Linked DNA regions of Homo sapiens: region 1 is linked to region 2. The links are chromatin loops, found by intact Hi-C in ENCODE. Cell type or tissue: Calu3. All regions are shown on one strand. Links, peaks and the distances in the headings refer to the core of each region. The heading gives the core; the rest is flanking DNA.

Region 1 (2,500 bases), core at 1-2,500, 74 kb before region 2:
CTCCTGCCTCAGCCTCCCAAATAGCTGGGGTTACAGGTGTCCACCATGATGCCTGGCTAATTTTTGTGTTTTTAGTAGAGACAGGGTTTCACCATGTTGGTCAGGCTGGTCTCAATCTCCTGAGCTCAGGCGATCCACTTGTCTCAGCCTCCCAAAGTGCTGGGATTACAGGTGTGAGCCACCATGCCTGGCCTTAGATGTTGGCTGGGCGTGGTGGTGGGCGCCTGAAGTCCCAGCTACTTGGAAGGCTGAGGCAGGAGAATGGCATGAACCCGAGAGGCGGAGCTTGCAGTGAGCAGAGATCACTACAGCCAGGGTGACAGAGCGAGACTCCGTCTCAAAAAATAAATAAATAAATAAATAAATAAATAAATAAATGCACTTTAATAATTTTAACTTAATGTCAGGAATGAAATAGATATCACAATAAATTTAAATTTTTAACAATTTTAGCTATTAGACTTTTAATTTTAAAATTCATGTTTGCATGGTATATCTTTCTGTATCATTTTTTTTATGTATTTATTTTTTTGAGATGGAATCTCGCTCTGTTGCCCAGGCTGGAGTGCAGTGGCATGGTCTCAGCTCACTGCAACTTCCACCTCCGGGTTTGAAGTGATTCTTCTGCCTCAGCCAACCTGCCTAATGTCACTGAATTTTAAACAGCAGATAATTAGTTTTTTTTAATACATATTTGGTTAGTTTCTGTGTTGTAGGAAGTCAGGGACCCCGAATGGAGGGACCGGTTTACCAGGACCCATGTCTGCCAGTAACCATAAAGTTGACTGTTTGGTCTCTTTTGCAACCCAAGAAGCTCAGGAGTTCCATAATCTCACTCATGTCAATGCTGCTGGATTAAAAGATAAATTTGCTCTTACCTGGAAACAGGCTAAGTTTATTGTTCACAGCTGCCTTCAGTGTCAAGTCTTTGTACTTCTAAACCAGGAACCTGGCGTTAATCCCAGAGGCCTAATTCCTAATGCTTTATGGCAAATGGTTGTGACTCATGTGAGCTCCTTTGGCAGACTGTCATATGTGCATGTTTCTGTAGACACCTTCTCAGGTTTTAACTGGGCTACTTGCCAAACAGGGGAAGGCACGGCCCATGTTACAAAACATCTGTATTCTTGCTTTGCAGTTATGGGGCTTTCATATCAAATTAAGACAGACAACGCCCCTGGATGTGTTAGTAAGGCTTTTGATTTATTTATGCAACAGTGGGGAATTTCCCATATTACTGGAATCCCTTACAATCCTCAGGGACAGGCTGTGGTGGAACGGGCCAATCACACTTTAAAAGCCCAATTGTCCAAATAGTCTGACCAACAAAAACATAATTTAACTACCCCCCACTCCCAATTACATTTGGCATTGTTTACTTTAAATTTTTTAAATGTCCCTAAGAATAATAATCTAACTGCAGCCAAACGCCATTATACAGGCAAAAAATTCTCCCTAAACGAAGGCAAGCCAGTGTTATGGAAAAACTCCCAAAGTAATACTTGGGAACCTGGCACAATTATAACGTGGGGAAGAGGATATGCTTGTATTTCACCAGGAGATCATCAATCCCCTGTCTGGGTACCCACCAGGAGACTCAAGCTTCGGGTGAATACTGACAATGAAAACCACAGGGAAAAGACGTCTGTGTCAGAGACCGCCCTCAGACGTGGTGAGATCTGTGCCGACTCCTCAGAAGCAGGCACACCAAATCACAATGGGTCTGATTCAACCCTCCCTAATGGCAATGGAGACCCATCTAACTAATCCCACTTCTCCTGATTACCTTTCTTTTTCTCCTTACAAACCTAAAAATCTCACTATTTCTATTAGCCTGAAAATAACATCCCTCTGTTCTCTTCCTCCTTCAGCACTGAATCTCGCTTACAGTAGGTTTTATTTAATGATTCTCCTCCTTATACTTTCTGTCTCACCAGTTTCCTCTCACACTGATTTACCTGCTACACATAATTATTCTTATGTGCCTTTTCCTCCACTTATTCGACCTCTTACCTGGATAGATGCTCCTGCAGAAATCTACACTAATAATAGTGTGTGGATGCCTGGAGCTATAGATGACCATTGCCCTGCTCAACCAGGAGAAGAAGGCACTGCATTTAATGTTACCATGGGTTATAAATATCCTCCTCTGTGCCTCGGACATGCACCTGATTGTATCCATCTAGAAACTCAAATCTGGGCTGCTTATCTTCCAGAGAGATCAGCTACAGAGGAACCGGGACATTTGGTCTCTGGCCTCTCCCTTTCTCCTTTAAAACAAATGAAAGGGGGAGTAATTGGAGATACCCCATACTTTCAATATAAACCTGCAGGAAAACCATGCCCTAAAAATTTTGAGGGCCCATCTAAAAGTTTAATTTGGGAAGACTGTGTTATCTCACATGCAGTAATATTAAAAAATGACTCATATGGTTTAGTAATAGACTGGACACCAAAGGCCTATTTAAAAAACAATTGCTCCTCTGGTGGAAGGGAATGC
Region 2 (10,500 bases), core at 3,228-5,727:
TTTTTTTTGTTACAGTTATTGGCAAGCAGAAACTTTAACATAACTGTTCTGGCCGAAGAATTAATATTTCGATATTTGCCGGATGAATTGTCTGATAGGAAGAGAATTTATGATGAAGAAATGTCAGAACTGTCAAAGTAAGTGCTCATGTTGTGTGTCCTTGGTCTTAAGTTCAGATTGAACTTTGTCAACTTCAGCTTCACCTCAGATTTTCTTTTCATGGCAGAGAACTCTCTTGGTCTGTAAATGGAAAAGGATGTTAATTGCAAAATATTTTTGGAAACATAATTGCAAGCAGTTATAAGAATTTGTTTTCTTTTTTTATAAGATATTTTTAAAGTGTTTTAACAAAATTGTATAGTTGCTTTTTGTATGTAAATAAGTGATACTGAATTTTTCAGGATTTAAAAAGCAAAGAAGGCTAGGCACAGTGGCTCATGCCTGTAATCCTAGCATTTTGGGAGGCCAGTGCAGGAGGATTGCCTGAGCTTAGGAGTTCAAAACCAACCTGGCCAACATAGCAAGACCCCACCTCTATATTAAAAAATTATTATAAATAATTAAAAATAATTTATATATTAAAAATAAATAAAAGGCAAATAATATAAATGTATTTGTTACTGATGAACTGTACACTTAAGAATAGCAAATTGTATACGTATATTTTACCTCAAAAAATTTTTAATGTAATGTCTGCAAAGTGGAGTAAAGTGAAGCACAGTTTTAAAAAGTAGAGAGAATGAGAACTAATACCCAGGATTGCGAATCACAGCAGGCTTGACAGTTTTCATCTTTTAAAATGGTAAAAGTTTTGTATTTTAGTAGCGATCTTATCACTCTTCCACTCTTCTAAAACTCATTGCCTTTGACTACTATGTAGTTTTTGCTTTTATCAGAATTTTTTTAGAGTGCTTAAAAGGTATAACTTTTCCAAGCAAAGTAATATAATTCAGCATGTTCTCTTTCCTCAAGTTAAATAAGACAGATTTGTCAGGAAACCTGGGTGAGCAGAGAATTTTCACATGCTATGGTCCTTGGCTTTCTTGTCCCTCTTAGCCTGAGGGTTTTGTTTTGTAGAGGGGAGAACTGAGGTTGGCTGGCTTTTGCTGTTTTGGTGGCCAGTACCACCCTCTGATCTAACAGCTCATACATCTGAGATAACATGTCCCCTTGCTCTGCAGTCTGACCAGAGACGTCCCCATCTTTGTGTGTGCCATGGCCTTCCCCACGGTCCCATGTCCACTCCACGTTTTTGAGCCCCGCTATCGGCTTATGATAAGAAGATGCATGGAAACTGGCACCAAGCGGTTTGGCATGTGTTTATCTGCTGAGCACGCGGGGTAAGAACTGTTAGCATTTGGTTCAAAGGGTCCTAATGAAGGGCATCGTTTGTCATTTTTCTTGCAGAATGATTTAGGCTGATGCTTGAAAACCTCCAGTGGCTCCCGTTACGTAACAAAGTCCAAGTTCAAGGCTGCCCACAATGCAGTCCCATCCCTTCTTTCTAGCCTCACTGCCCACCTCTTCCTTTCAAGTATCACACCCACTAGTCCATTGCCATGCTACTTGCCCTTCTCTTGTGACAGCTCATGCTTCCACACCTCTGTGCTTCCCTCTGCCTGCAATTTTCTTTATCCCCATTTATATACAAACAAATCTAGTCCAACTTCTGAGGTCTAGGAAAATTGCGGCTGGGCTTGGTGGCTCACGCTTGTAATCCCAGCACTTTGGAAGGCTTAGGTGGGAGAATCGCTTGAGCCCAGGAGTTGGAGACCAACCTAGGCAGCATAGGGAGACCCCATCTCTACAAAAACATTTTAAAAAGAAAAATGTCTATATCCTGCGCAAAGCTTTTTCTCTGTCTCTACAGCCAAATCATTTTCAGTCTTACAAAAACACACTAAGCTTGGTTTTCACCTCCCCTCGTTTCACGTCTTTGTCCAGAGAGGGTGTTGCAAGCCAGCAGGTCATTCCCCTCTGTGGACTGATTTGGGGACTCAGGACCCTCCCATCCCTTAGGGCCTTGTCAGCCCTACATAGTCATGATGAGGTCACTGCATTCAAGTGCTAGCTATGGAGGAGGTGCACATGCTCTTAAAGGACTCTGGAGAAAGGGGGCTGCCTCCTGTTCACACCTGCTGCAAAGGAGCCTGGCAAATATAGTCCACCTACGTGCCCAGGAAGAAGAGGAGACTGCATTTTTAGGGCCACTCAGAATTTTCCACCATAAATATCTAGGGACAGATCTTTTTAAAATATGTGTAGGACCTTTATGGAGAAAATTCTGAAATTTTATTGAAAGATAAGAAGTTCTGAATCAAAGGAGAGAAATGCCATGTCCGTTGGTGCACAGACTCAATGCTGTAGAGATGCCATCTCTATCCAGTTCCACAAATCCAGAGTAATTCCTGTCAGCATCTCCAGGAAGCTTCTTCATGGACTTGCTCAAGCTGATTTTAGAATCCGTGTAGAAAAGCAAAAGACTAAGCCCAGATCTGGCTGAACAAACAGGAGAACATTCCTGTAATATCAAGTTTACAAGCCTTAGTAAGTAGACCAGTGACACAATAATGTAGAGATCCGAAACAGGTCCACTCATATGTGGACGCCAAATTTATAGACAATTGTATGAGAAAAGACAAACTACTCAGTAAAGGGTGCCCAGAAAATTAGTGGGTGGTCCAAATGAGAGGGGGGGAAAAAGCTTTACCTTATGCCATAAATAAAAAAATAACACATTTGCATTCCTAATGTGAAATGTGAAAAACAAAATATAAAAACATTTAAGAGGAAATATTGGGGACTGCCTTTATAATTAGGAGTGGGGAAAGATTTTTTATACAAGGTGCTGAGAATACATAACAGAGGGAGAGATTAGTAAATTAGAATATATGAAAATTTGATTAAAGTCAGCAAAGAGAAAAAATAAGCTATAAGAGTTCCACGTGCACTGAGAATATAGAACACTGAAAAGAATGTTATTCCCATCCAAACAACAAGAAAAACAAGAAAAAACAGATAAACCACAGAACATGTATTTCTTGAAGCCATCAGAGAGTGAAGGTTGCTCAGGGTAACCAAACAAGATCCCACAGGGAGAGAGTAGGCAGAGCCCAGGAAGAGACATAAAAGTGTGTAGGAAGAATTCAGCTATTTTTCTTTTTTTAAACAAATTGCTAATGACCTTGTGTGGGCTGGCATCAGAGTGCAGGTCTGGAGAGCTGCACTCACGAAGGGAGTTTGCATCACACACAGGCTCCTGTCCACAGATAAGAGGCTCCTTGATGAGTCATGCCCTGCAGCAAGGCAGGCTTGGAGGAGCTGACATTTGTCTGGAGGCCTCTGCTGGTTGCTGGGGCATTCAGTCCTCCCTTGAAGAGGAATCTTCAGGGCGCCTCCAGTTTCACCATGCTATGAATGAGATCATCCTGTTAGATACCAGGAAGAGAGAGTTTTATTAAGTATATAAGTAGAGGCATCCAGGTGGCAGTTTGAATCATCGCTGCTCTTTAGTTTGGGGGACGTGTAGTAAAGCTGCTCACCATGAGAACTTTAGAATCACACTGCCATGAGTTCTCATTTTGGCTCTAAATCTCCCTGTGGCCTTAGAGAAGTTAATTCCTCTGAGCCTCCGTGTTTTGTGGGCTTGAATTCGTATATATTATAAACTGCTGTGTGTGGTGCTTGGCACGTGGTAGCGTGAGAACATCACTAGGTTACGGGTGATAGTTACAGTCAGAGTGTGGGTAAGAGCTGGGGAGAGCTTTGGAATGAGAATAGACATAGCCTAGAATACCACCCTGGGCAGCATGGAGCAGGAGGGACATGCAGAGGTAGGGGCTGTGAAGGGCCGGGCTGGTTAGAGAGGGTTCAGGAGAGCAGAAGCATTAGCTCAGCAACAGTCTGCAGGGCCGTGCCTTAGGGAGGTCAGACAGGAGCCTGTCAAGTGATTTGAGCAATTCAGAGGGCATCTCTGACTTCTTTTGGAGTCATTTTAATGGAACGGTAGGATATGGAGGAGTGAGGGGGAGGCAAGGAGATGAAGGCAGTGGCCGGGGACTGCTTTCCACGGCACTTTGGTTGGGGAGGGCAGAGCTGGCAGAATTGGAATGAGGTGAAGACCTTGTGGGCGAAGGCAGGAGGGAGGAGGAGCGGAGTGCCTTTGAAGGTGGAGGACTTGCTGCCCCAGCAACCAGCACCAGCAGAGGCCTCCAGATAAACGTCAGCTCCTCCAAGCCTGCCTCACTGCAGGGCATGACTCATCAAGGAGGCTCTTATCTGTGGACAGGATCCTGTGTGTGATGCAAACTCCCTTTGTGAGTGCAGCTCTCCAGACCTGCACTCTGGTGCCAGCCCACACAAGGTCATTGGCAATTTGTTTAAAAAAAAAATAGCTGAATGCTTCCTACACACTTTTGTGTCTCTTCCTGGGTTCTGCCTACTCTCTCCCTGTGGGATCTTTGTTTGGTTACCCTGAGCAATCTCCACCCTCTGGTGGGTTCAAGAGACATATGTTTTGTGGTTTATCTGGTTTTCCTTGTCGTTTTTCACATTCTTTTTAGTGTTCTATATTCTCAGTGCACATGGAACTCATAGCTTGTTTTTTCACTTTGTTGACTTTTGATGAATCAAATTTTAAGTGTGGGCTTGAATTCATATGTATTATAAACTGCTCCGTGTGTTGCTTGGCACGTGGTAGCATGAGAATATCACTAGGATAAGGGTGATAGTTACAATCGGAGTGTGGGTAAGAGCTGGGGAGAGCTTTGGAAAGCCGAGTGTGTGCGTGGCACCAGCTGGGCAGTCCTGATGGTGCCCCGCCAAGGTGGCTGAGGAGCCACATTTGAGATTTCATCTCTTCCCATCTCTCGGGTCCTTCCCAAAACACTAGCCCGTTGGAACCGCTAAGGCACAAGTCCTGTCTCACCTGGAGCCCTTCCCCTGCAGCCACCATCACCACTATATTTAACATCTAACAGAAGCGACCATGTGCACGTGTCTCTTAGCGACAATAACCTTGCTGGTCTGATGTGGAGACACTGTTTTGTGTGGCTTTGTATTCCTTTTAAAAGTAAACTCTCATCCAGGGAAAAAGAAGGCCCCCTGCATTTTAAAAATCACAGTCATTTCTCCTAACTGTCTTTTCAGGCTTTCAGAGTATGGATGCATGCTGGAGATTAAGGACGTGAGAACGTTTCCTGATGGAAGTTCTGTTGTAGACGCGATTGGCATCAGTCGGTTCCGAGTGCTAAGCCACCGCCACAGAGATGGCTATAACACAGCGGACATTGAATATCTTGAAGATGAAAAGGTAAGGCTTATCATACTGGTGTATTTTATAGCAGTCGGTCCTCTCGCTTCCCTTTGCATTGTGGAAAAGCTTTGTCAAACTTGTACTGACAATATTACTTAAGTCCTTAATTCATCACTTAAGTTATTTATTTATCTATTTGTTTATTTTTGAGTCAAGGTCTTGTTCTGTCGTGCAGGCTAGAGTGCAGCAGCATGATCTTGGCCCACTGCAGCCTTGACCTCCCAGGCTCAAACGATCCTCCTGCTTTAGCCTCCCGAGTAGCTGGGACTGTAGGTGCACACCACCACACATGGCTAATTTAAATTTTGTTTGTCGTTGAAACAGAGTCTCCCTGTGTTTCCCAGGCTGGTCTCAAACTCCTGGGCTCAAGCAGTCCTCCCACCTCAACCAAAGTGTAGTAGCCCCAAAGTGCTGTGACTACAGGCATGAGCCCCTGCCTTCAGCAGTTATTTATTTTCTCAGTGGATTTTTACCTGAGTTGGGAGCTGGTACAGAAATCTCCTTTTAAAAAAATGATCTGGCCAGGCATGGTGGCTCACGCCTGTAATCCCAGCACTTTGGGAGGCCAAGGTGGGCAGGTCACGAGGTCAGGAGATTGAGACCATCCTGGCTAATACGGTGAAACCCTGGCTCTATTAAAAATATAAAAAAATTAACCATGTGTGGTGGCGGGCACCTGTAGTCCCAGCTACTTGGGAGGCTGAGGCAGGAGAATTGCTTGAACCTGGGAGCTGAAGGTTGCAGTGAGCTGAGATCGTGCCACTGCACTCCAGCCTGGGCGACAGAGCAAGACTCCATCTCAAAAAAAAAAAAAAAAAAAAAAAGACCTTATTGTACTTATGCAACATGTAAACCTGCGCATTGCAAAATAGGCTTTTGATTTGTATTTGATGCTGTAGCCCTGGAGCTGGCAAACTTTTTCTGTAAAGGGCCGGCTAATAAGTACTTTAGACTCCAGAGGCCATGTGGTCTCTGTCGAAGCTACCCAGTTCTGCCCTTGTAGTGCAAAAGCAGCCATAGACAATGTGTAAAGGCATGAGCATGACTGGTTTCCGTTAAATGTGACTTCCGGAAACATGGTGGTGAGCACGGTTTGACTCATGAACAGCAGTCTGTCAGTCCCTGTTCTCTAGGTTGGTATTAATTCAGAATGTGACAAAATCTACAACTTAAAAAATACCTCCCAAAGCTAAATATAAAAGACTTGAATTTATTAACCCTTAAGAATTTTTTCATGTGTCTAATAGAAATATCAGGACATATAATTTGACAAATTAGCAAAATGTTTTGAGAGATTCTCCAACAGACTTACACAAGGATGTCCATAACAGTCTTACTCCATTATAGCCCCAAACCAGGAACAGCCCAGGTGCTGATCACACTTGAGTCAGTAAACACATTGTGGTCCATTCATGCAATGGAATACTACCTGTCAATAAAAAGAAATGAACCACTCGTGCATGAAACAATATGGATGACTCTCACAGACATTATGCTAAGTGAGAGAAGCCAGACACAGGACGAACACATACCGCGTGGCTTCATCTGTATACTTCCAGGAACAGGCAAAACTAGAGTCTGGGGACAGAAGTCAGAAAAGGCTTGTGGGGTTGGCTTTGTAATTGACTGGAGGGAGTGGTGAAGAATCTTTCTAAGTAGTGGAAATGTCTATCTGGTTTTGGGTGATGGTCAGACTGGTGTATACAGTTGAGAAAACTCTTTGAGCTCAACAAGATCTATGCACTTTTTGGTCTGTAAATTATACTGCAGCAAGAAATTTTAAAATACTTAAAAGGAGGAAATCCTTGGAATTATTGTATCCCTCTTTTAAATTCTTTGGTTGACATTTGGAATTGTGGAAGTGAGGGTACGTAGCCACCCCACATCACACTGGAAGTCATTTTGGGGGCAGTGGTGTACACTTAGGATTTGTGAATGGAGTCACACCCAGGACACTGTCTCTGTGCCTCCTCCAGCTGCTGTTTCTGGTCATCCCAGTGCATGGGAGCAGAGCAGGGAGCCCAGCTCCCAGGCTGGACCAGAAAGCTGGGTTTCAAAGCTACAGCTGAAAGTGATAATTCTCAGGGTCTCTCTGTGGGATGGATAGACCTGACGGCAGGGTTTATTGACCGTTGTTGTAGATGACAGCTTTTAATAGTGTATGCGCTTATTTTAAATGGGGGCTTAAATAGCTACAACATGAAATAATTTTAGCTTATTTTTATAAGAAAATCCTCTATCACATATGAATATTTGATTTGTATAAATCAAATTGAGGGTGGTATATGCATTATATTATAATTTCTCAGCACACCGTAGTTTTTGTAGGTACTGGAATTTTGTAACAGGAAAGGACCTTCATGGTTTATTCCTATTATGCAGATGAGAAAACTCTGCCCTAACGAGGCTGTGAGACTGGCTAGATTCACACATGAGAGTTGGTGATGAAGCCAGACCAAACCCTGGCCCCGTGATTCCCAGTCCCATGCTCTTCCTCCTCTACCAGGTGTTCCTGAACAGGACTGAGGCGTAATTTAAATGACAGATGTGATAGTGACATAGGGACCAGAGGCCAAGCTTGGTCAGTCTAAGGTGCTGTGGCCGACCACAAGCTGGAGTCCATCAGCCCAGGCCAATGTAATGAGTGTAGTCTTGCCCTGTCGTGCCTTTAGGAATATAGTTTGGTGATATGGAATACAATTTTTAAAATGTCACCCTTTGACTTGGTAATTCTGTCAAGGTCTCTAGGAAACTACACTGAGGAAACCATACCTCCCTCCCTTGTCAAAAAAGCAAAACAAAACAAAACAACTTTTCCATAAATGTTTATATTATTGTGTTATTTTTAAAAATAAAAAAGCTAGAATATTCTAAATAACTTACGTGAATAGTTAAGTAAATTGGCATGTATCTCAAATATATAATTGCATGCAGCCATTGAACATTATTCAAAATTACAGGAAATGTGCTTATATTATGGTATTAAGAGAAAAATCAGGATACAATTGATAGATTTCAACTATGCAAAAAATGCAGATTTCTATATTGAGCATGTACCATTTTTGTGAAACTGATGAATTATTAAAATGCTAACTGCCACAAATCCACTTAGTGGAGGTGCAGAGGTCGCTGACTGTGTTACGTGCATTACTGTGAATGGTTCACACAGCTGTGCCTCTTTCCCTGATCAGGTGGAGGGTCCAGAGTATGAAGAACTTGCCGCTCTCCACGATTCTGTGCATCAACAGTCTGTTTCCTGGTTCGCGTCTCTCCAGGATCGCATGAAAGAACAAATTTTAAGTCATTTTGGGGTAATGCCAGACAGAGAACCTGAGCCTCAGGTATGCCCTCCCTTTTTCCTTTATAATTCTGTTACTTCCTGCTGTAGTGTGCTGAGCCATCATTCTGGTGGAGAGCTTGGCAGTATGATGCTGGTTACCCCAATGTGGTTGCTTATGAACCAGTTCATCTACTAACAGCCCAAAGGAGCACCTACTGTGGTAGCACATGACTTGTGAAGCAAAACAACAAAGGCTCTCTAACAGAACATAATTTCTTTTCTAACAACAATCAGTTTATTCTGCTTGGCTGTCAGCTTTTGTAGCCTTTTGCTTCTTTCACTCACATCTTAAAATTTAAGTAGTAACTTTATTGTATTGGCATGAACATTCCACGTTTGGCGCATAGCATTGCCTTGCACCTGGTATAGAGATGTTGAATAAGTGAAGAGAAAAATCCCATCATTCTTGTGACATTAGTAGCGTGACTTCCTTGTCCTCTAAGTACCCTGCTGCCCAGCTGTCATGGGCTTTCTCTGGTGCTCCCTACAAGTACTTTTGGTGAAGCTGGTTCTTTAAGCAATGAATGAGCTTAGGTTTGTGGAGCATTTCTAAGCTCAGGTGGGCCTCTCCTCTGCATTAGATGGGAGAGCCAGGCTGGGCTGGTTTAAGATTGTGCCTGAGAGTGTATACCTCCCACCTGTACATGGATGCTCAGCTGTCAAAGACAGTAGGGGAGGGGGATTGGCTCTCAGCTGGTTTAGGGTGATGTGAAAGGTCTTTTCCCATCCATTTTAACTTTTTTTTTCTGTCTCTTGGAGCTTCTATCTTTTACCCCCTGCCTGAATTCTTTTTTTTTCCAAACACAGAAAAATGCTTTAACTGCCAGAAATTGCCATTAAGTCCTTCCTGGCTTGCCCTTTTTGCATAAGCCTTTGTTCTGCAGTATCCTGGAACTCAGATTCAGAAAGCATGGTGGTTACACTGACTTGCATTAGGATATGAGTCATTCTTTTTCCTAGGAGTTGTTGTTTATTAACCAAATTAATCAATCTCTACTTGGCGGGTATATTAGCTTCCTACTACTGCTGTTAAGAAATTTCACGAACGTGGTGGCTTAAAACAACACATATGTATTATCTTTCACTCCTGGTTCTGCAGGCCAGACTATGATCAGGGTGATGGCAGCATGCGTTTCTCTTTGGAGGTTGTGGGGGAGAGTCTGTTTCCTTGTCTCTGCAGCTTGTAGAGGCTGGCGGCATTCCTCGGCTTCCTTCCTCCATCAGAGCCAGCAATGTTGCTTCTCTCCGACCGTTCTTCCAAAGCCACATGTCCCTCTGACCACAGCCCAGACAGGACCCTATATGAACACATTGGGCCCATCAGGATAATCCCCCCATCCCAAAGTCCTTAACTGAATCACATCCTCCAATTCCCTCTGCCATATAAGGTACCATATGGGGGACCATTTTTCTCATGACTACAGAGGGATTTTAGGTAATACATCAATTTTTATATGAGGTCCTTCCCATTAAGCGTGCTACTCAGTTTTTTTCTTTCTCTGTGAGATGAGGCAGGGAAAAGAGTGTGAATCTGTATAAAAGGTTGTTTTCTCCATCTGTGCCTTTCTACCTCTGAAGGGCAGGTTGATGTCTTCCTCACAGTGACTTGGGCTACCCCTGGTGAGCTTTGGCCACAGTGCTATTCCTAGTCCTCCAGCATAATCTACCTCACCCTAAACTAAGGTGACTCCAGAGTTCACCCTCCCAGCTCTTATCGGCATCCTGCACATTTTTGGAGAAGGAATAGAGTGAAGAATCCTAGACCCTGGAAACAAAAAGGCCTGGATATCTTGGTTCCAGTACTAAGAATATTGAGAACGAGTTTATGATCGGCTTTTGCCTAGCA

What was found. Hi-C counts contacts between places; a loop is a spot of excess contacts. Peaks named below come from ENCODE experiments on the same cell type or tissue, not always from the same donor. Only the 100,000 strongest peaks of a DNase experiment are listed, where the experiment ranks them.
Region 1: a loop joins it to region 2, with 2.7 times the contacts of the local background. A loop is called at or near these places in 4 of 110 quality-filtered maps.

The regions. Positions count from the first base shown.
Region 1 is chr2:100,364,180-100,366,679 of GRCh38, reverse strand. No RefSeq gene overlaps it. Among named protein-coding and RNA genes, the nearest start is that of LONRF2, 43 kb to the right of the region's middle. In Calu3, for the core only: no CTCF peak of the experiment used is centred there; a DNase peak (open chromatin) is centred at 1,029.
Region 2 is chr2:100,285,069-100,295,568 of GRCh38, reverse strand. It overlaps LONRF2 (LON peptidase N-terminal domain and ring finger 2), which reads left to right. Exons shown (of 12, transcript NM_198461.4): 8 at 16-137; 9 at 1,182-1,340; 10 at 5,149-5,311; 11 at 8,506-8,655. Among named protein-coding and RNA genes, the nearest start is that of LONRF2, 32 kb to the left of the region's middle. RefSeq lists an enhancer at 3,998-4,638. In Calu3, for the core only: no CTCF peak of the experiment used is centred there; DNase peaks (open chromatin) are centred at 3,288 and 4,238.